Linked DNA regions of Mus musculus: regions 2, 3, 4 and 5 are each linked to region 1. Evidence: chromatin loops called from intact Hi-C (ENCODE). Cell type or tissue: left cerebral cortex. All regions are shown on one strand. Links, peaks and the distances in the headings refer to the core of each region. The heading gives the core; the rest is flanking DNA. Region 1 has its middle 69 kb from the start of Gemin8. Region 2 has its middle 5.2 kb from the start of Gpm6b. Region 3 overlaps Gpm6b (glycoprotein m6b). Region 4 has its middle 29 kb from the start of Gpm6b. Region 5 holds the start of Gemin8 (gem nuclear organelle associated protein 8).

Region 1 (4,489 bases), core at 297-4,296:
GAGACGCACAGAGCAAACTCAGCAAAGACTTTTCTTCAGCTACTTCCTGCGAGTTGAGCAATGGTTGCTTTCCTGTTTTTGTTTTGTTGTTTTATTTGCTATTTTATCTCGCCATCTGATAAACATCCTTTTGCATTCATTTTGACTTTAACTCTCATTATTTACTGAGGTGAGAGTCTCAGGAGGGGACTTACTAGGTCAGGGGCAATGCATATTTTGAAGTTTCTTGACACACACTGCCAAACAGCTTTCCAGAAAGCCTTGCCCAATTTGTTCACCCACCTGCAGTGCATCTTGTTTTAATTTGTAAAGTCTGTGGCTACTTAACATGGGAACATTAGTTTTATTTGAAGAAAGGGAATTCAAACAGGCTGGCTAGTCCATCTTCGGCACTCTGGTTTCCCCAGATTTTCTTAAGACTTTTGACGTCAGTGGCTTGGTGAAATCAATCCAGAACACTTGCAAAATGAGGGAATGTTCCTATGAAAATGTGACTTTCCTTTTTAATCATAGCATCCCATCGCAACTACCTCCAATATTTGGACAGCTGTTCTTTCTTTTCTGTGGTTAAAAAAAAAAATCCAATATGCGATGGTAGCAGACGAAAGGGTCACTATCATCTCTGTGTACAAAACTTTCCAGCTCTTGATTCTTAAGTAGCTTACAGAAGCCATCCATACATACACTCCTTCTGATTGGGAATGCCCAAATCCCATTCTGGTGTTTTTTTTGTTTCCTAGGAGTCGACTGAGATATAAGAGCTAACCAAAGGGCTCCTCCACAAACCAGGACTTGACACGCATTCCTCTCTCTCATCTTCACCCAGACCATCTTGGGCTGTGTGTTCTTCACAGGCAGCCTGAGGTAGGCACCTGTGGTTGTATTCCTGCATAAGGATGCACTCAGGGCTCATGCAAAGGGATTACTCTCTGGTAATAGGAAAACTGAAACCTGTGAGATCCCTGCTGCTTTATTAACCGCATGAAGATTGGGTAGGAAGGATTGTTCCCGTGGGATTGTGAAAATGAGCCAGTGAGCCGCCTAGCACAAATCTCTGTCCTTTTATGTAAAATATTATTAGGCTCTGCCTTGATACAATCTTTCCTAATCCAATAAATTTCAATGGATGAAATGTTTGCTTCCTCCTCCCTTTCTCAGTCCCAAAGCCTCTCTCTTGTGGCTTAAATGTCCCTTAAATGCACTATCTAGTGTTACTGTTTACGTAACCCTCTGTTCAAGTATCACACTGTATTTCCAAAACCATAAAGGAACACAACATAAAATATTCCCGGTGAGCATCGGCCTCAGGAACTGCCAGGCAGGGTCTTATGGCTTGTCTAAGACCTCTGTTGACAGGAAGGTTCTTCTCTTCCTAGAGAAGCCGAAAGATTTTAAATGCCCAACGCAGTTAAACCATTAATTCGCTTAAAGGCTCAAGTGCAAGGCGTGAGGAGCAGGAGCCTCCTTTGGCTGACACAAATCTGTGGTCTCCAAGAGCTTACACGGGTGGGCTTCCAAGGATCTAGAGAGCTGGTTAGCTAACTATGGACACCTCCAGATCTGATTCCACCCAGGACTGGAGGGTGTCACCTGAGCTCTTCTAAGTCACTTCTTATCCACAGCTAACTCCAGTTGGTGGTCTGTGTGAGGTCTTATACCAACAGGGTGAATCATCTGGAGAGATGTGGGAGCCCTATCCTGGAACCCACCCACAGACGCCCTGATGAAATAGGTGATTTTAAAATAACACTAGAATTGAAGCCCAATTGTTTAAGTCACCACCTGCAGCTTTCTAGCTCTACAAAAGAATTCAGAAGTGTAGACTGAGGCAGAGCTGCCCAATCTTTGGAGCAATGACCCACTCCTCAGTTTCTTTATCTGTACAATGGGTGGTGAGTAAGACCTTAAGCACCGGCCTCACTGACCGTACTAGTTTTCTTCTTGAATGTAGATTCACGCCCCCCAAATACTAGAACGCCCCTTTCCTCTTTTTGCACCCCCTCCCTTTCTCCAGTTTCCAAGCCCCTCACTCCAGGGTCTCAGTGAAAGCTATAGGCTTGCAACAGCGCGGCCACGGCCAAGGCCACTGCCCCAGCCTGGCCCTCGCTCCGGGCGCACAAAGCCCCCGGCGCTGACGTCAGGGCCCCTCTCGGCACGGCCGGCCCCCAGTGCAGGCGGAGCTGCGCGGAGCTCCCACCCCGGCCAGGAGCGAAGAGCCAAGCGGCCAGCCCAGCTCTGCCCAGCGCAGCCAGCCCAGAGCCCGGCCCCGCGCACGTGCCCGCCAGACCTGCAAACTTGTGCCACCGGCTATCCTGCGTCCCCGGGGAGCCCAATCGCCCGGAGCCCGCACCCCTCCCGTCAGTCTCCAACCATGGGTAAGCGATCGCGCTGGCCCCACGCCACCACCACGGCCACCACCACGGCCACGGCCTCGCGTCCCCGTCTCGCACAGGGGCGCGCCCCGCCCTACCCCCAGCTCAGGTGGCGCTACCTGAGCTACCTGGGTGACCCAGTCCAGACCGTTGCGGGAGGGGAGCGGAGGTTGGAGGTGGGAGGGGCACGGCGCAGGTGTCCGCTACGCCCAAGTGCACCTCCCTGCTCCGACCTCAGGGACGTCTCCACTCCAGCTGCACCTACACTGCACCGTGGCGCGTGCTAAGCGCGACGAAGGGTAGCAAGCGGGGTCGGGCAGCGCGTCCCGGACTGCGGGCTCCTGCTTTATTTCAAGGGGTTGGTAGAGAGCGGCTTCTTGCCCATTTCCTGGGACAATCTCTCTGTCACCGGACCTCTCAACCTCGAGTCCAGTCCTGTGTCTCCCTGCAGTCCTCTAGTTCTCCTGAAGCCCAAGGAAACATATCCGCACCCTCTAAAGCCAGGATCTTCCAAGAACGCTCCTTTCTCGGAACCCAGGTCTTTGAAACCAGTCAAGTGGGAAGGGATGGGAGGGGACAGGATGGGACACACCGCGAGTCTCTCTTTGTCCCCTGTTCCAACTGCCTAAATGGGAGCGGATGGAGCCGGTGAGAAGTGGGTTCCACTTGGGGAATTGGGGAAACTCAACAGTGAAAGACTATGCTCAGGGAAGTGAAAATCTTTCACCTGGCTGGAGGTGGGTGTTAAGCGGCGGGAGAATCCCGTCTAACACCCCGAAATGCTGCCATCAGCAACATGTCCCTAAACCCACACCATGGGGAGGAAAACTCGAAGAGTGCCTTGGAAATGAGCCTTGTGCGGCTGCTCTCAGAGCTGTGTCTGAGAAAGGGGTTTCTCTCTATTTCATTATCCTTCTCTACTGACAGCTCCAGCCACAGCGCCACGAGGACTGAGAAGTACCCCCCCTCTCCCGCCCAGTCCCCCGGAAACATTTCTAATGTGAAAAGCAGTGGGCTTACCCACTGAAGATTAACAGCCAGGGAAGCTTAGGTGTCATAAGCAAGCCCTCAGCACTTGCCACTACAGTCCCTCCTCTAAGTGGGGGCGGGGTGTGATTTCTTTTACTTCTGATTAAATTTTGGGGAAGATGGTAAGGACATCCATTTAAGAAAACCTAGAATAACTTTATATTTAAACAATTTTAAATTTTTACTAGGATCAAAATAGAGAAAAGTGCATCCCAAAAAGTTTGAGGAAAGCTGGGATAAGATTCTTCTAGAAAGAGCAGAGCCAAGTGGCACGCAACTCTGGTTCTTACAGCCATCGACTCAGACTTCCTTTGAAATGAGGTTCTTTTATTTTTTATTTTTTATTTTTATTTTATCTTTTGGTTTTTCGAGACAGGGTCTCTCTGTGTAGCCCTGGCTGTCCTGGAACTCACTTTGTAGACCAGGCTGGCCTCGAACTCAGAAATCCGCCTGCCTCTGCCTCCCGAGTGCTGGGATTAAAGGTTTGCACCATGAGGATTGTAGGGCCGCTTGTGGCTGCTTTAGCAACTATTGCTGTGGAAGATAACTGCAGTTTCACAGAACTGCTGGATTGAGGAAAGCACAAATGTTGCCGAGAGGAAATTATCTCTGGTGTTTGAATCCAGACATTGACATTTCGATGTAGACTTTGAGCCTAGAATCTACCAGCACACTAGCACCTTCTGCGAGGTCCTGTTCGGAGCTGCTCTCCTCTTGACTGGAGGGTGGGCTTTGTTTTGAAGTGGGCGTGGAAACAAATATCCAAGCCAAAAGCCTGCTCTCACGGAAGTACTGTGTCTTGGACAATTGCTGGTTCTACACTGCAGTTGCCAATTTATGTTAATTTGTGCATACTTCATTGGCTCTGGCAGCAGCCTTGGTTTTAGTTTTGTAGTTTCCGTGAAAAAGTAAGTTCCCTTCATGCCAGAAAGGAGACATACTGACTTCCTTTATGTTTCCACTAAATATACTACAGGGTCATGAACTGGCTTTGTTTTTGCAGATGTTGTTAATTATTGAATGTACCCTTGTGAATGCACTAATTCAAATGAGTTAATGCTGGGATATTTCTGCCTATTGACCCATTC
Region 2 (4,489 bases), core at 270-4,269, 100 kb after region 1:
CATACACAAAACCCCATGTTCGCAGGGTGTGGTGGCTCATACCTTTAATCCCAGCACTTGGGAGGCAGAGGCAGGTAAATTTCCAGGCCAGCCTGGTCTACAAAGTGAGTTCCAGGACAGCCAGGGATACACAGAAAAACCCTGTCTCAAAAAACCAAAAACCAAAACAAACAACCGCCCCCCCCCAAAAAAAAAAAAAAACCAACCCATGTTCTAAGGAAACTGGGTGTGGTACTGAACACCTACAATCCCCATACTCAGGAGGTGGAAGTAGTATCCGTATCAGGAGTGTAAGTTTATCCTTGGCTGTATAGCAAGTTTAAGGGCAGCTTTGGGTATAAGAAACCCCATCTCAATTTTTAACAAACAAACAAACAAACCTATAACAAAAGACAAATCATCTGACTCCCAATTTTTTTTTTCATTTTTTAGGTGTGACTGTTGTGCCAGAGTCCATTCCCCAGTGAAACAGTGTATAGTAAAAGCTCTCTCTCTCTCCCTCCCTCCCTCTCTCCCTCCCTCCCTTCCTCCTTTCCTCCTTCTCCCTCCCCTCCCTCTCCTCTACCCCCTGGGGCCTCTGATATTCTAAAAATTTAAAGTCTACTAATATCCTCAAGCAACTCAGACTTGGGGCAAGCTTCTTGTCTTAATAAGGCCAAGACCATCACCCTTTTACTATGTCATCTACCAGTTATGCCTCTTAAGCTTGTTAACATGGATACCATCAGGTAATGGTTGTATGTCCCCCTTTCCAGGCAGGACAGGCTGTACCTGTAACCTGCCAGTCATCACCATATCTTTTGAGTGTTTTTTGTCTTGGAGTTGGATAGACATCTGTTTTCCTCTAGTTCCTCTTTCCTCACTTCCATGTTAAGGGAGCTGTTGTATTTTATACAAAGATAAAGAGAAGAATGTTTTGGTGGATGTGTAGTCAGGTATGGGGGAAGGGGGACCAGCCACAGGACAGTATAGTATAGAACAGTGTTTATTTAGGTTATTTAGGGCATGGGGAAGGGAGTTGAGATGGTAGTAGAGACAGAGAGAGAGAGAGAGAGAGAGAGAGAGAGAGAGAGAGAGAGAGAGAGAGAGAAAAGAGAAGTAGAGAAGTAGAGGCAGGACATGAGCATGTGGAGGGTGGGTAGAGGAATGGGGAGAGAAGTGGGAAGGGGCAAGAAGGTAGAGAGGGAACAAGAAGTCAAGAGCAAGAGAGAGCAGAGGGGGCAAGCAACCCCTTTTATAGTGAGTCAGGCACACCTGGCTGTTGCCAGGTAACTGTGGGGCGGAGCTTAGACCAAATGGTAACAGGAGCTGTCCCAACTTGCTCTCTGTATCTGGTGCCTACTCTCCTGGCCTCTTGATTCCTTGCCACTCATCCACCTCCACTTACATCTTAATCTCTTTCCATCCCAGATGCCTTTGCAGGATCCAACATTTGGCAGACTTGCTCTTGGCTGTGATTTTCTCCTTTATCTGCTACATCATTCCCTCGCCTTATCTCGCTACATTTCTGCAGTATTCGGCCCATCCTTTCCTCCTCTTCCTCACTTTCCCAGTCCTCCGGTGGTCCTTCTAAAAACTGGTGGTTTCCATTCTAGTCTCTGTGATGACACTGGCAAGGAAGTTGGAATTTTCTGTTTTAGTGGTCTTTGCTATATCCTCCCTGCCTAACTGCTTTCACTGTGTCACGTCCCCCGCTTCTCAAAATTCTCTCCTCTGTGACAAGCCCCTGACCTGGATCTTCTCCAATATTCTCGGCCTCCTTTGAGAGTACTTCTACCAAGGCCCCCTGAGCTTAGGTGGTACGTGCATGGTGTTCTCCTTTGCGCCTTCTGCTCTGGCATCACACCCACCCCCGCTCAAATTTGTTCCTCCGTGCTGCTAGCACCCAATTCTTCAGTTCCAAATTCTGCCTAGACTGAGCAATTTTACAAGCATAGCTCACATGGCTTCCAAATGTGATTGTCTTTCTCAGTCTCCCTCACCTGGTGGGAGTTGAGTCATATATTGCCTCTCAGGTGCCAATATAGTAAAATCTTAACTTCTAGTACCTGTGAAGGTGCCATTACTTGGAAGTAGTCTTTGTAGATATAAGGAAGTGGGGGTGAGGCCTTGGTTGACTAGCGTAGGCCTGAGTCCAACTTGATCTATCGGTGTCCTTATGAGACACACAGAGAGAACACCATATGGTGACATGGGTGGAGGCTGGAGCACAGAACCAAGCCAAGGACTAAACATCAAGGACTACTAATGACTGCTGGAAGCTGGTAGAGGCAAAAATGAACCTGCCTCATGATCCTGTCAGAGAAACTGCAGCCCTTTCCTCACCTTGGCTTTGGATTTTTAGCTTCCAGAACTGTGAGAGACTAATTTCTGTGATTTAAAACTGTCAAGTTTATGCTCCTTTATTACAGTGGCCCTAGGAAACCAGTCTGTCCCCTGATTTTATGCTCCCCATGGGCGTCAGCACTGCCTCCCCCATCTCTTGTCTTGATGATCAGTTGGTCTTTTCTGCTGGGTATAGATCCTCCAACTTTTCCTGTTGGACATTATTCCCCCAACTATACTTTCCTATAGGTCCATCAAATTCCTCTCTTTGTACCCTTCTAAAAGTAGCCAATTGTGTTCCAGCTGCCTACATGGCATGTTATGTGTTCAAACAAACTGGGGGTGGGGGGTGTACATATTTTAAAGTTTTCACACCACACAAGCTGGTCACTACCCATTCACAATATCAGGGCATAGGACATATAGTAAAACCTTTCCAGCTGACTCCAGGGTACAGCCAGGCTCTAGAGCCATTGGCTAACAAGAGAAAGTTCTAGCAACCGTAGAAAACTAGACTGAAGGCAATGGTTCTCAGCTGGGAATGAGTTTCCTCCCTCATGTGTCTAGTGAGTGGAGGCCAGGAACATTCTCAAACACCCACATGTCCTGGCCAGTGAAGAATGGCCACATGCTGAGTGTGGCATATGCTGACATTGTGCAAGCATGATACAAGAGAGAGAGAGGAAGGAAGCCACAGTATTCACATTGACTTTGAGATACGTGTGGCCCACCCTGCTTGGGAAAATGAACATGCTACTTGATCGCACAGTGCCTCTGTGCTGAGCCCATATCTCAGCTGGGAATGTGGAAACAGTCCACGTTGCCCCTGTTGCTATCATGTCAAGCCCTAGTTTATGCCTACCAAACTTGTTCTCACTCTCTGAACATTTGGTTCTGTGAATTGTTTGCTTGCTTGTTTGTTTGTTTGTTTGTTTGTTTGTTTGTTTGTTTGAGGCAGGGTGCAGAGGAGCTGGGCACACCTCAGGCTGGCTGTTGCTAAACTCAACAATTGCTGTTTTGGCAGCTCCTGAATTTTCTAATGAGGTTACTGCCTGGAACTAAGTAAATAGCTGACGAGGCTGGAAAGAAAGGGGAAAAAAGTCTCTTGTGCTCATCATATTTGTGGGCATTAGCCAGGATCTACTTGGGAACAAACTCTGCCATTAAAGACAACGACTATGGATGATGGCTCACCCTTATGGAGATTCATCATTTTTTGTGGCATTAATAATTGAACCCAGGGTTTCTTGTATGCTAGGCAAGCACTCTGCCACTGAGCTACATTTTCAACCAAAACTTCACAATTTAAAAATAATTTCGCCATTATTTTATGTATATGGGTGTTTTGCCTGCCTGTATGTCTGAATACCACATGCATTCCTAGTGCCCTCAGAGGTCAGAAGAGGGGGTCAGCTCCCCTAGAACTGAAATTACAAATGATTGTGAGCTGCCATGTAGGTGTTGGGAATCAAACTCAGGTCCTCTAGAATAACAGCCAGGGCTCTTTCTCTTAACTACTGAGTCATCTCTCCAGCCCTTAGCTCTACCATTTCTAAAGAGTATTCATAAACATCGTCTGACTTGATCTTCACTTTCAGTTCAATATAAGGTGTCATTTCTTGTAAACTATAGCAGATATGCAGAAGATATGGAGTAAAGCCATCAAGGAAGGAAAAGAATAGTAAGTACTGAATCCACAGGCATTTTTCAAAACTCACATTTCATGAAAACTTAGAAATTCTATTATTTTTATTTATCATTTAATGACATTGTTACTTCTTTTGTGTTTGTCAGCTCTCATGTGCCATAGCATACATGTGGAGGTCAGAGGATAGTTTTCTCTCACCATGTGGGTCCCAGGGATCTAAGTCAGATTGTCATGGTTGACAGCAAGTATCTTACTCACTGGACTGGTATACCAGCCCTCTTTTGATTTGTTTATGTTGGGCAGGGGTGGGGTGGGGCATCACACTGGTAGCTGAGGCTGGCTAAGAACTCACTATATAGCACAGACTGGCCTCGTGCTTTTTAAAATCCTTCTGGCTTAAAAAGACAAAAATTAGAAATTTAATTATCCTGCAAGACAAAGGCTTCCCCAAACTGATTTTTAAAAAGTTTTAATACAGTCTAGTTATGGATAAAAACCAATTCTTAGCAATCATAT
Region 3 (4,489 bases), core at 149-4,148, 110 kb after region 1:
CACAGTTTTGAAAGACCTTGTTCAGTAAATGTGGTCTTTTTTTGCCAGCCATAGTTATTACTTGGTTGTTCCGAGTGATAATTATTAAATGTTGAAGAGCTTTCCAGCCTAGTAGTCACTTGTACCCACATCATATTATCAAAGGAATGGGGGATGTGGAAGGAGGCCAAGGCATTGTTTTCCTTTTTCCTTACAATTTCCCATGATTTAGGTCATGCCCCTTTTTGGTGATGACCACTCACAGTTGTATGTGTCTCTATGAGCCAGCACAGCTACTTTTCCTCTGTCATCTAAGAGGGAGAGAATGTTGTCATCTGTTTTTGTAATCATTTCCTCATTCTTGTCCATGCCTAGAATCAGCAAGGTGTTTAACTCCTTTTAGGTATCTGGAGCCTGTCCTCAGGATTAAAGTGTGTAGTCTGATGTCATAGACACTGAAGATAACTCTGTGTTTAATGTCTCTGTTTAAGTTTGGCTCAAAATTACAGCATAGAATTGATCATTTTTCTCTCTCTCTTTTTTTTTATACCTAAAGATTTACTGTTGGAGAAAGGCCTCTCCAGTATTAGCCCAAAGGACTGGAGAATGACTGTGTAGTTGTCCAATCTCATCCCCAGATCTGCCGCTCTCATCATATTCTCACATTCTGGGAAGCATTTCGTGAATGCATAGCCGCCGTATTTTACTCTGAGAAAGTGTCACAGTTGCAGGCCCAGAGAGATGGCACTGTGCTTATGAGCACTTTCTGCTTTTGCAGAAGACCAGGGTTTGGTTCTCAGTACCCACATAGTAGCCTCTTCCAATATCTATGGGCTCTAACTTGCATGTGGTGCACAAACATACACTCAGGCACACACACACACACACACACACAGGAAGGGAGAGAGAGGGAGGATAATTTTTTTTTAAATACCACACTTGGATAATCCGTGCATTTCCATTCTCTTTAATCAGTAGCTGGTGCCTGGCTGCCCAGATATCTGCAGACATTCCCATCCATGTGAGGAGATGAGGACAGGACAGCAATCGACCTTCTGAACTGCAACCATAGATAGATATTATGTGCATCAATGTATTATGTGTGGAAGTGACAGTGTACCAGTCAGACTTTACTAAGAGGAAAGGCAGCATGGTAGGGGTCCATAGGGCCCTAGGGTGGTCCTTTGCTTTCAATAAAATACTAGATCCAGCAACTTATTGAGCACCTATTATGTGCTGTACATAGAGCAATAAGCTTATTAGAACAAGATGAGGGTTGTGGAGGTACATCAATGGTATAGGACCTGCCTAGTATGCATGAGGTTCCATCTCTAACACCTTCCCTATACTCACAAAAAGGAAAGAAAAGAAAAAACTCATATCAGAAGATATTCAACTGCTTAAAATCTTTTTACTTGAGAGGTGAATGTGAAGGACTCACAGTCAGCTTCACCAAAAGGAGATCAGTGTATACTGTGAGGTGATTTGACCATTTGGTTCTTTGCATCAGTCTGCCTGGGTTTCTTTCTTGCAGAGAATATAGCGTAACCTTTGTCTAAAAGAATGTGTGTTTTTTTTAAATATAATGAACGTTTTTGTTTATTTGGTTTGGTTTGGTTTGGTTTGAGTGGTCCCAAGAACCAAATCTAGGGCCCCACAGGTGATAGCCATATGTAACCTTTGCCCAAAAACCAGGAGGCAAACATCTCATTCCAAGGGAAATAGAGTTACATTTTATGAACCCTGAATTAACAGAGGACCAGGATCATTTCTTTAGGAACCTCAGAAGTACTGATCACTTCCACGGGGACCTTAGACCAGCTCTCAATGGCCTTAACAACTTGAAAAAAGAGGAAAAGGCGGTACTTCTCTAGGCCCCAGTGAGGATGATGCTAGGCTTTTGAAAGGGTGCCCTCTGGAGGCTGATTTTTCAGCTGCATAGCCAGACTCCACCTCCAGGCTGGGCAAGTAATAGGTCTCTTCTTGAATTCGAATAGAATTCTGTCTGTCGTCAAGACTGAGTGATAATTTCCTACGGTGGTTATAGCTAGTGAAACAGCAGGCATCATGTGCATAACACTAAGGCTAGCGCACTGAGGACTCCATAAATTATAGTTAGCATCCTTATTGAGAACCCAAACAGAAGCAACAAAAATCGCTTCATGGTACACTTCTGTTTTCACTCGAGAGCCTTTATTTGCCCTTATTTACTTAATTTTTTTGGTGTTAGAAATTTAACCCAGGGTCTTATATATGCTACACAGTTGCTCTATCCCTGTAGCGTACACACCTAGCTGTTCTTTTTCCTTTGAAATAAGATATTTTTATCTGACCTTGAAGCCAGAAAGGGTCTTCTATAAAACACTACTACCCAGTGTGTCCCAGTCTCAAATATCTTGAGGACTTTCAGAGATTGGCAAGTAGAACTGGGGTATTTCTAAGGTGGATTAAGGTTCCTGGTGTACCTGGTAAGAATGGGCATTCACTAGCTCCACAATGTGCTTATTTATCTGGTCTTCAATGATTGAGGTGCCACATGGAAAATTAGAGCCTCATCTTCTGATGGAATGATTACCCATATCAATGCCAAAGGTATCTTTTTTAATACTTAAGTTTCTGTAGTATCATAGAGTACATCATTGCTTCCTTCATTTTATGGAATTTATAGGCATGGATGGCTCATAGTGACATTTTTAATTTCCTAAGAACCTCAGGATTAGAATTCCATTAAGAATGACTAGAAGCCTATATTCTATGCCAGACAAATTGAGAAGTATTACTGCTTCTCCAACCACCTAAGAAGTGGGAAATGTATTACCAGATAGTGACCTGAGTTCCTGGGAGGTTATTTGTTGCCATTCGAGTAAGCAGTTCCTTCTCTAGGACAGACAGAAAGATTATTGAAATGGGATTCAATTCAGAATATTCAGGACCATGTAATGATCCTGATTTGAAGATGAAGTGACCAAGATTATTTCAGGTGTCCATGCGGAAGTGGGAGTCACATTCTGAACTCAACAGGCCATAGAATAATTTGCCAAACTTCTAGAATGGAAACCAGGCACCGTGACAGAAAGTAAGGCACTCTGCTCACCGTTGCTCATGCAGCTGGCAATAATTACAGGTCTCTGCTTGTCTGAAAAGGAAATAAATCCAAAGAAACACATTATGAGAAGTCACATTTTAACATGAACAGTACCATCCCCAAATGAACATTTTAGAGTATGAGATAATGCAGAAATAGAAACCAAAAAAATATTGGTAATTTGTATAAACTTAAATTCAAAAATGGAAGACAAAAGTCCAACTGATTCTGAAATTTCTCATGTTCAATTGATAGATTGGTACTGAAAAGTTGCATTTTGATAGCATATTTTTTTAACTCCCAGTTTTCCTTTACTGTATGGTAAGAGAATAAATAGAAATGCTGATTATAGAATCTTTGCTGGAGAAAGACACTGACTCTTTGCCACTGAAATTGGCAGTGAACAGCAGAGCTGAAATGGAAATTGGCAGGTACCACTGGATGTACCCAGGCTCAAAGAACCATCAGTACCGTCCTGTGCCAACCCTGGGGGACAGGGCTGGCCCCTTGAGCAGTCCAGGTAAATACAGCCTTGGGGTGAATTCCACAAGCAACTCGACTGTTATCTTGATTGGGATTTATAATGGATTTTTTCAGTTTGGTGATATTTTATGTTTTTCTTGATGCATTCATTTGTTGACATGGGTGTGGGTGGAAACAGCCCTTTAATAATTTTTAAATCATTTTCATTTTTCCTCCCCCTTTCCATTCCACCCCATCTTTCTCCACCTTCTTCCCACCTTCCCTCGCTTTCCTCAACCCACTTCTTTGTATCAAAGGGAACAGTGTGCAGTAAGCTATGCCCTTGGGTTAACCACAGATTTTCAGATGTCTGAATCAATAATGGTGGCAGGGGTATGTACATATCCACTACAGGGCTCAGAACTGAGTCAGAGATTTCAAGGAGCCTCACCTATGAAAGTATTGAGCATGTCTACATACCTCTTCAGTGGTACAGCTTTGTACCACTCTCATTTAGTATCAATCTATATCTTCAAGAAAGCAAAGCCAGTGAAATTAAGATAAGATAGCTACACATTGGGCAGGTAGGTCCTTTGAGTTCAGTTTCCATTTTCCTTGCTTAGGAAGGACACTCGTCTCTATGACCATTAAGGGGTTAGGTCTGAGCAAAATATATGTATGAGTCATTTGGTGGATTTGAGGTGGAAAAGATGCTAAGCAGTATGCCTCTCCTCATTCTCTAGCCCCAAAGTCGGAATATGTCTTAGTGTTCTTCTCACTTAGCTCAGTGTAAGATGGTAGCTCAAGTCATGTAAAATGTGATACAAAGGACTGATGATGGGTCAGATAAACTCATCAGTAAGCTTAAAATACTACTATCATTTTGTCTCAATCTGTGATGCCATTTCTCCCAACTGAGTTGTTTTCAGGGACCAACCAAAGATGGCAGTGATAGGAGCTGGG
Region 4 (4,489 bases), core at 331-4,330, 77 kb after region 1:
TAAGAGATGGTTTATTCTAGGGCCATTTTAAGTGACCATGTCCTGGGAATACAGATTCAGGCTTCCCCAAATTCTGTGTTCCAACATGGGAGTAGTTTCTTGAGGGTTTTGTAGTTTTAAAGAACAAAGAAAGTCATGGATCAAGGCAAATTTAAAATACAGTGGGCACATACAGCAAGATGGGGGAAGCTTTTCTATAAGTCCCAAGATGCTATCTGATGGCATTCTTATTGGTGGAGGCTAGTATTCTGCTATGCTAATAGGTTTCTGTCTATTAGTCTCAAGATGTTAATTCCAGCACAGACGTGGGCAAGGAATGGCTGTGTTGGAGGACAGGAACTAACCAAAGATAAGGCAATAACCTCTGGACCCATAACATCCTAGTCTCTCCAAAGTACTATAGTCCTAATTACTCACTTTCTGCAGACACAGCTTTTCAGGAGTTTTTGTTCATTATGCTTTGTTTCCATTGATTATTAGTTTGTTTGAGTTATCATTCTTTGAGACAGGATCTTATGTAGCCCAGGCTGGCCTCAAAGTAGCTATGTAGTTGAATATGTGCTAGAATTTTCTGATCCTCTTGTCTCTACCATCCAGTGCTGGGATTATAGACATGGACTACAATTATTGCCTTATGTGGTCCTGGGAATTGAACCTATGGCCCCCTGCATGTTACGAAAACATTATACCAACTAAGCTATGTCCTGAGCCCCGATTCATGAACTATTTCTTATGCTATTGCCCATACTGTGTACTTGCAGTGTATACATTTACATACGCACGCATAGAAGAGAATAAACACCTTATCTGTGCACTGTCTGTCTCATTAAGGCACAGATTCCAGAAGAGGCTGGCATTATGAATCTCTCAGTGTCCTTGGACTCTACTACTGTCCAGTAGGTACTCAAGAAATGCTTGCTGAAATAATGAGTTTAGACAGTTTTCATTGTAGATGACATGCAATTATCGGATCAGCTTTATAAAATAAATTTAAGCCTTTCCTCAAAGGTTAGAAAAAAGGCACTATATTGGGTGATAGTGTCATTGCTAAAATACAGTTCTCACCATAAGCAAGATAAGTTAGTTTATTCTAGAGCCAGATATGGATATCCATGGCGCAGGAACTAGATGTAACTTCCATGTTCCAATGTGGTAATACTTCATGAAGTTTTCGTATTAACAAATCAAGAAAATCATAAATTAAGACTTTTGGCTAGACATGGTGACTCATACCTTTAGTCAGCACTTGTGAGGCAAAGTCAATCAGATCTTTGATTTTGAGGCCAGCCTGGTTTACAGAGTGAATTTTAGGACAGCCAGGGCTACATAGTGAGATCTTTTCTCAAAAACAATAAACAAACAAAAGAGATGTTAGCTAATAATTACCTTGATCTAGCTTATTTTGCCTCGCTATGCAAGGCAGAATAATGCATGACTCCTGTAGATGCCTTCCTTGGTCCTTCACCTCAGAACCTGTGACTTTCCTATCTGACAGGGTAAAAGAGACTGCTGGAATGTGATTAAGCATCTAGCTGGATGAACTGTCACAAGAGTCCTTAGGAAGGAGGAGCGGCTGAAGGAAACTGGCAATGTGTATCTTCCTAAGATGTGAAGATCCTTGCATTCATACACTGGGCTCATCTGGGGATGTTGTTGATGAGTAGGATTTCAGGGAAGGGGAATGGTGAAGGAGCAGGATGCAAAGTGGTCTGCTGTTGCTGCCAGGCTGGCTGCTGCTGCCCCCTCCCAGACTTTAAATAGGGAGGCTCTGGATGATCTCATCTTTGGCTGGCTTCTCTCTCTTTAATTACCTTTGAGCAACTTGACTAAAATATTAGATTTCACCGGGGCTCCTTTCTAGAAGCATGTAGAGAATTAGAAGATGTTTCCAGAGAAGTCACAGAAACTTGGGGGAGAGCCAGTTTGGGGAAAGGGAACAAAAGCTGCAATTATTCAACTATAAGTAGAGATGGCTGAAGGATGAATAATGGGGATATGGAAGAAACTGGACAGGTAACTAGTAGGAAAACAGTGATTAGCTGCTTTTTCTTTTTAGGGAGCCAACTAGAGATCCCCACAAGAAGGAGTCTGGCATAGGAAGGAAACACTGCCTGCAGGTTTCTTTGACAGACAGGAACTGTGAAGGACCCTGGTGTCCGCCTTGTTGCATCCTCTCATTTGATAGACTTTGAAACCAAAGCCAAGAATGACCCCCAGGACGTTACCAAGCACTGCCAAAGGATGGCCTAAAAAATGGGGCTTAGTCCTCTGCAGTGTACCACCTCAGTTGGAAGCTGTGCTGTATGCACAAAGACTCAGGGGCTGCTCCTGGCTGTGGAGTAATTTAAAATAGAAATTGTCCCCTGAAAAGTGGCCTGCTCTTAGCTTCGGTCACATGGTTTATACTGATGGGTTGGATGCCAAACTCATCAAGTTGAATACCAAGAATTTGTGTATTTGATCGTGCGCCTGCCATTTAGCTACTTTGAAAATTCTTGCTAGCATTTTCGAAAATGAATGTATTGAGCTCTTCCTCCTAACAGCAAATAACAAAACAACCCAGATGCCTTTTGAAGTACTCTGGCTAAATAAGCCATGGTTTATTCCTGTCACAGATGTCTATGCAGCCCCGAGAGTGAGTAAGCTACTAGAATGGGCATCAAGGCAGAAAAATATCTCAAGAGAATATTCCATAGAGTTCCATTTCTAGAAAAGTCAAAACTGAGCAGGCTCATTAGTGGCATTCCAAGTCAGGTATGAGCGGTTGGGAAAATGGCTCCCTGGGTGAGAGACCCTGGGCAAGCATGAGTATCTAAGTTTGAATCCCCAGCACAAATAAAACCCAGCAAGCATTTGTTGTGTTTGCCTGTAACCCTAGCATTTTCTTTCCGTGTCGTCTATTAAGCCTTGATGATTTGGGAGAACTATGCATTCAAAATAGCTGTACCAATACAGAATCCCTAGAAAAATACTTGCCCCAGAGAAGAAAAACGCCTATTAAGGAATTTGTGTATTTAAGCCCCTACTTCCAAACCAAATGCCATCTATTCTGTAGCCTGCTTTCTCACTGAGCTGGTACAGTCTTTGATGAAAATCCCTGAAGCCAGTATCAGCCCTGTTCCCTTTTGGCCCTTTGTAGTGCAGAAGAATGAAAGAATGGGGTCATTTTTTTTTCCACAAGCAGCAGCTCGTGATAAATAGTAATTTTGTTAGGAGACAGTTTTGTCATGCCAGGCACATTTCCCTGCGGCAGCCTGGAGAGAGCTACGGTTCGGTTCAAATGGTGTGAAGTGATTCAAGGCAAGCAGCTGGCCAATCAAAGCCAATCCCATGGAGCCACGGTTTGCCCAAAACCACATCCACTTCCTGTCTTTGGTGGTACGCATTCAAACTAGCTGGCTGACTAATCTGAAAAGACTTGCTAGACAGTGAAGGGAAGAATTGGCATGGTGAAGCCATCACTAAAAGGGAATGAAGTGTGTGTGTGTGTGTGTGTGTGTGTGTGAGAGAGAGAGAGAGAGAGAGAGAGAGAGAGAGAGAGAGAGAGAGAGACTGCCTGTCTCCTTTACATAGAGAATTTAGGTGATGAGCCACTCTCTAGGGACTATGACATCCTCCTCCTAACCCCCTCATCAAGCTGCTTCAGGTTGCCTAATTGTGTGGACATAGTTGATGCTGAGCACTGGTGTTCCTTTCTTTACTGTGGATAGGCAGCAGATACCTGTGGCTCCAGCCTGCCTCTTAAATGGGCTTTCCTGGGGAGAAATTTTACACAGGAGACAAGCTTTCATTGCTTGGCAGAGTGTGCCAGGTGTCAGCCTCTCCTGGGAGGGAAAGAACAGAAGGAAGTCTGCATGTAGATTCTCCTAGGCTCTGTGCCATCTTTCCCCCTTAGGATCTGTTTTGTGCCCTTCTGCTTTTGCTGTAATAAACACTGTCTGAATGTTCAAGGCACTGAGTCCTGTGAGGCCTTCTATGGAATTTTGGGGCATACGGTAGTCTTGGGGACAAGTATAGAATACAAGGTTTTAGCCTTTCTTTCTCCTAGTACAAATGTGGCAGAAGGTCCTCAGGTGTGCTGCTAGAGGGGCTAGAACAAGGTGTGGAAGGATCCCTTTGGAGCAGTCATAAATATTGACCGGACCATGTGACACACATAAAACTTGCACTTGCAGTCCCCATCCCCAAACTATAGGAACAAAACACCAGAATTCTGTGTGCCCTGTGGGATGTTATTAGGATTTTGAAAGGTACAGCTGCAGTGGGGTAGGGGATAAAACAATAAAAAGCAAGATATACACCAAAGCATGGTGATACCCACCCAGAATCCCTGTCAGTTTGAGGCTATATAGTGAGACTTGTCTCAGAAGACAAAACAAAAACGCAAGCAAGCAATAAAAAGCAAAGGCAAATCGAACTTAAAATACCAAGTAATAAATCTAGTATCTGATTTGTGTATGCAAATAACTTTTCTTTCTCTCTGAGACAG
Region 5 (4,489 bases), core at 366-4,365, 68 kb before region 1:
AAAGACAGGTAGAGGGCAAGTTTCTCATCCCATGGAGTTGCCATATTCCTCTGGGCTTCCCACACTCACAACTGTGAGAACGAAACCCACTTCTCACCACTCTGAATGGCTTATCTGGATCTGCACAAGAGGAGCCAAAGCACTAGTAATATTCTAGCTAGCAATATAACATACACACAGACTCTGTGTATGTGCATGCAGACACTTGGTATTTCCAGAACTGCTCCATTTGAAATACATTTTCTATAAGCCCATCATGTTCTGCCTTTTCTGCAAGTATGTGACCGCTTTCTCATATCACTCTCTTTTCTTTCCTGCTCTTCTTCCCACAGGCTCCAAATGACTTGCCTGCTTCCCAGAAGATAGTCACAGTCCTACAAACACACACAGCCCTTTCTCGTTTCTTGCCTAAAGTTAACTGCCTGTGTGTGTGTGTGTGTGTGTGTGTGTGTGTGTGTGTGTGTGTTGTCCCTTTCTGCAATATATTCATCATATAAATTTACTACAATATGTCAGGTATGGTAATGAATATTCTCGCACCTGGGAAATAGGAGTTCTGCACGGGCTACATGAGACTCTTTCTAAACAAACAAATGAAAAACATAATTACACTTGCATTGACTGTCTATGATCTCTACCCAACCAATTGTCAATTTTGTGAAGTAAAAAAACTGTGTTTACCAGTGTATATTCACTAAGTAAAATATTACTCTCCTTTAGAATTATAATTTATGCCACATATATAATTTCATGTTCTATTGAACAGATTAATAAATATGTACATATTATTAAAATATGTACATAAATATTAAAATATGTACATGGAATTCATTTTACTCTTCATTTAAGGTAAATTCTCCTTCCCTAAGGCAAGGATTTTTTTTTTCCTCAAACAGCTTCATGCATCCCAGGTTGACCTCAGATTCACTGTGTAGCCACAACAACCTTGCTTCCATGCCCAGAATTCTAGGATTACAGATGCGCCAATATGCCCAGATGTGAGATGTTATAAAGGAATGATCCAGCGCATCATTCATGCTGGACAAACATTCTATCAATGAAGCTACACCACTGCCAGGTTAAGATTGCTTAAAATGTGAGTTAGTTAAGGCAGGCTTGTTGATACGCGTGCCTGTAATCCCAACAGTCAAGAGACCGGTGGATCTCTGGGAATTCAAACCAGCCAGGGCAAGATGATGACCTTCGACCCAGCTGAAAGTGAGACAGTGTCAACAACAACTAGACAGTTCACGTATTTTTTTTTCAATATTAACTCTTTAAAATGTACTGTGGAATTTAGTTAAGCACATCGAAAATTCTCACATTTAAGTACCTCAAAATCACGTGTGCCTTGAAGCTACAAGACACTGCAGATACTTAGCATATAGTAGACATCTGGTATATGTTTGCTAAATATTCTTTTATACTACTTTGATTCACCAATATTACAGGAATGATAAGGTAATAATGTCCCACTACTGACATTGCCTAATTATCTTAGCCTTTGGCATTTAAATTGTTTCCTATTTTCACTTTTTGGAATAACCATGCATCTGGTCCAAATCTGGTTTTCCTAGTAATAAATTCCTGCAAAATATGGCACATTTTGCCAAATAAGCCCACTTGGCCTTCTAGTAGTTCATCTTTGGTTACTAAGGACTCTTGTGCAACTCTAGAAGGGCATGTACTGCTGACGATTATAATGACAGAAACACTAGGTACAAATTAAGGTTCATAAATGTCAAGCTGACACAGATCTGAGTGAATCTGTATTTTCAAAACAATTTCTCACCTTCCATTTTAGTTAAGAAAGTGAAAAGAAAGTAAAAGCTAAAGAAGAAATAATAATAATAATAACCGAAAGCTGAGGGTGCAATTCAGTTCTGATCCCCTAGTGCCCAATAGCTAGCTGCCGGGACCGCCCAAACAAACGAATTCGCTTCCTGTGCCGCCCTTGACTCTGTGTAGCCACTGACACGACGTTACGTCACGGATAAGGCGGGACTTCCGTCTTTCAAGCCCCGTACCGGAAGCGAGCTCCTTGTTGCCCAGGCAACCCGAGCCTCCCGCTCTCCTTGTGTCACTCCCCCACTTCTCCCGCCCCTTCCTCCTCCCCACCACCAGAGCTAGGTCCGTTGTTGCCCACCGCCCGAGATCTGCCAGCTGCGTGCCCACGAGGTGACTTCGGGGGCTGATGGGTTGCTTTTGGGGAGTAAGGGAATAGCGTGGCGGACTCCTGAAGCTTGGAGTACTGGCTTGGCGCTCATGCTGTGGCTTTAATTACCATCACCCGGCAGCACGAGGAGGTTGCCTAGACCCGTGAGAGTCCCAACCCCTGACAGACTGTTAAAACTAGTTCTAATTTATGCTCTCAAGCCCTATGTGCTTCCTAATCCTTGGGTGCCTGCTGAGAATTCTGTTCCCAGGCCCCCACCTCAGACTATTCCAGTTCAGATCTTGAGAAGTGAGGCTCAAGCATGGGAAGGTTTGGGGTTTTTGTTTGTTTTGTTTTGTTTTAACTCACAGTGTAATTCAAACGTGCTGTGGATCACAATGTTGCAGGAAGTCTGTCAGGACACGTTTCTGCAGAGATGTCTAAGCTACTGGCTCATTTACAAAAACAAAACAACAAAAACCTGAGTTTCTCCCCCGCCCCCCTTGCAACTTTTGAGTTCTGTAGGTCAGAATTCTTAGTTGATGTTATCTTAAGAACATTTGACAGTTGCTGTGGGTAGCCAGAGTTCTGAACCATTTTCCCTTTTTTTTTCTGAAATGATTGTTACAAACTCGTTGCACAAATTAGGCTCTGGACTCCACTGTTGTTGGGGTTTTTATTTGCTTGGGGGGGGTTGTTTGTTGGTTTTTGTTTTGTTGTTGTTTTTTAACTAAAAGCCAGAACATTACTCAAAATCTTAAGACTAAAAGTTACAGACACAAAGCCTCTATGAATTGTGAGATTGTGATACTGTTTGAAAGTACAATTTATGCTAGCATGATTCGTCAAGATAACAGTGTCTTTGGGATGGCAGTGGAAAGAGAAACCATGTGTATATGCTTTGGGTAAATCTAACACGTGCAAGTTCACAGTAAAGTGTATGATCCCTTCTGTTGACTGCTGGGCTGGGGGGAAAAATCAACCCAAGTTGCAGAGAGGCAGGCGTTTCCATCGTGAAACTGTTTTACAGATGGCAGAGGCTTATTGGTGTTTCTTCAAGTCCAGCGTTTAAGGAGAAGTTAAGATAAGAAGGATGGCAGGAAATTAAACATAGCTAGAGGTTAGATAAGAGTTCTCAAGCACACTATAGAACTCTCAGAATTACTTCTTTATGTTGGGAAATCCACTCATAAAGCACTTGGACAATCAGATGCAGACTGTAACATTTAAGGCCAGATGAACTGGAAATATATTAATATATTTAGACATTTGGAACTTCTTACTGATTGTTGTTTTTAGTTACTGCCCCTTAATAATTTGGGGGAGCACGGGTAGGAGAGAATATTATCAGGATATAACAGACAATCTCAACAATTCCAGTAGCCCCCAAAGGCAGGAGATTATACCTGTTATTTTCTCTGGTGGAAGAAAAATGGGACCTCTAAAAGGAATAAAGTATAGCATCTATCCCTCCAAATAAGTGCCCGGAGCAAGTACAGTATGCAGAAAAGAATTTAGCATAGAATTATCAGAAATATGTTTATAGAAAGTAATTTAAAATAATTCACTGGAAAGATAAAAGTGGTCTTAACTACCCAAATTACTCAAGATTTTTGCTGCTGTGCCAGCAATTGAGTGTGTGCTGTGTTTGGCCCTGACTTTTTTATGGTCACACTCAGATATGCTGTATGAAACACATGCCTGAAATGAGACGAACACCATCTGTTTCTTCTTTTGAACCAGATTATCACTGTCGTCATCCTCTGTTGTCCTGGTTTTTTTCAGTTCTCCCCGTTACCTGTGGTGTTTCTGAGTCAGAGTATCTTGCTCTTTCTTGGGCTTCTAGTTGATTTCTGATCGACACTAGCCACATAAAGGATTCTGCAGGATTGCAAAGTAAACCATTCACAAATCTTTATCACCCTTGCTGATAAATTAAACAGTGCCTTTCCATGAGTGGTATGTGATTTGGGCAGGGGAGGTGGCAAGAATTGTTAACTATACCCTTTCAGTCTCCTCCCACCCCGCCCCATGCCTGCCTTGGAACAGCACTTAATGCAACACCCAGGCAAGCATAAACTGGAGCCTCGGCTTGAGAAAGTGAACGGGGTTAAATAATACTTACTTGTCTCCCTCCATCTTCAGCTCTGAAGGTGGCTGTTAGAGATGGAAACACAGTCGGCTGCTATATGCTTGTAAGCAGGCCCTGTGTCCAGCTGAAGATGGAGTTTGGGGAGCTGGCAAGGTAGCCCAGTGGGTAAAGGCACTTGTCACCAAACCTGACACATGCACACAATAAACCAATGTTCTTGTTTTAAAAGTGGAGCTTGGACT

What was found. Hi-C counts contacts between places; a loop is a spot of excess contacts. Peaks named below come from ENCODE experiments on the same cell type or tissue, not always from the same donor. Only the 100,000 strongest peaks of a DNase experiment are listed, where the experiment ranks them.
Region 2: it touches region 1 in a loop (2.9-fold over the local background); 6 of 42 quality-filtered maps call a loop at or near these places.
Region 3: it touches region 1 in a loop (2.7-fold over the local background); 6 of 42 quality-filtered maps call a loop at or near these places.
Region 4: a loop joins it to region 1, with 2.4 times the contacts of the local background. A loop is called at or near these places in 2 of 42 quality-filtered maps.
Region 5: it touches region 1 in a loop (7-fold over the local background); 6 of 42 quality-filtered maps call a loop at or near these places.

What each region holds. Positions count from the first base shown.
Region 1 is chrX:166,236,762-166,241,250 of GRCm38, forward strand. It overlaps a transcript of Gpm6b not described here. Among named protein-coding and RNA genes, the nearest start is that of Gemin8, 69 kb to the left of the region's middle. In left cerebral cortex, for the core only: a CTCF peak has its summit at 2,597; DNase peaks (open chromatin) are centred at 413, 1,524, 2,185, 2,575 and 3 more places; H3K4me3 peaks cover 2,477 bases; H3K27ac peaks cover 2,241 bases.
Region 2 is chrX:166,337,140-166,341,628 of GRCm38, forward strand. It overlaps a transcript of Gpm6b not described here. Among named protein-coding and RNA genes, the nearest start is that of Gpm6b, 5.2 kb to the right of the region's middle. In left cerebral cortex, for the core only: no CTCF peak of the experiment used is centred there; DNase peaks (open chromatin) are centred at 1,454, 1,846, 2,147 and 2,918; H3K27ac peaks cover 1,269 bases.
Region 3 is chrX:166,350,101-166,354,589 of GRCm38, forward strand. It overlaps Gpm6b (glycoprotein m6b), which reads left to right. Exons shown (of 8, transcript NM_001177955.1): 2 at 3,465-3,584. Among named protein-coding and RNA genes, the nearest start is that of Gpm6b, 7.8 kb to the left of the region's middle. In left cerebral cortex, for the core only: a CTCF peak has its summit at 1,902 (motif pointing left); DNase peaks (open chromatin) are centred at 685 and 1,898; H3K4me3 peaks cover 887 bases; H3K27ac peaks cover 1,633 bases.
Region 4 is chrX:166,313,645-166,318,133 of GRCm38, forward strand. It overlaps a transcript of Gpm6b not described here. Among named protein-coding and RNA genes, the nearest start is that of Gpm6b, 29 kb to the right of the region's middle. In left cerebral cortex, for the core only: no CTCF peak of the experiment used is centred there; DNase peaks (open chromatin) are centred at 1,855, 2,642, 3,274 and 3,801; H3K27ac peaks cover 2,329 bases.
Region 5 is chrX:166,168,373-166,172,861 of GRCm38, forward strand. Gemin8 (gem nuclear organelle associated protein 8) reads left to right here and starts at 2,082. Exons shown (of 4, transcript NM_146238.4): 1 at 2,082-2,178. In left cerebral cortex, for the core only: a CTCF peak has its summit at 1,882; DNase peaks (open chromatin) are centred at 2,009, 2,501, 3,092 and 3,970; H3K4me3 peaks cover 1,642 bases; H3K27ac peaks cover 1,823 bases.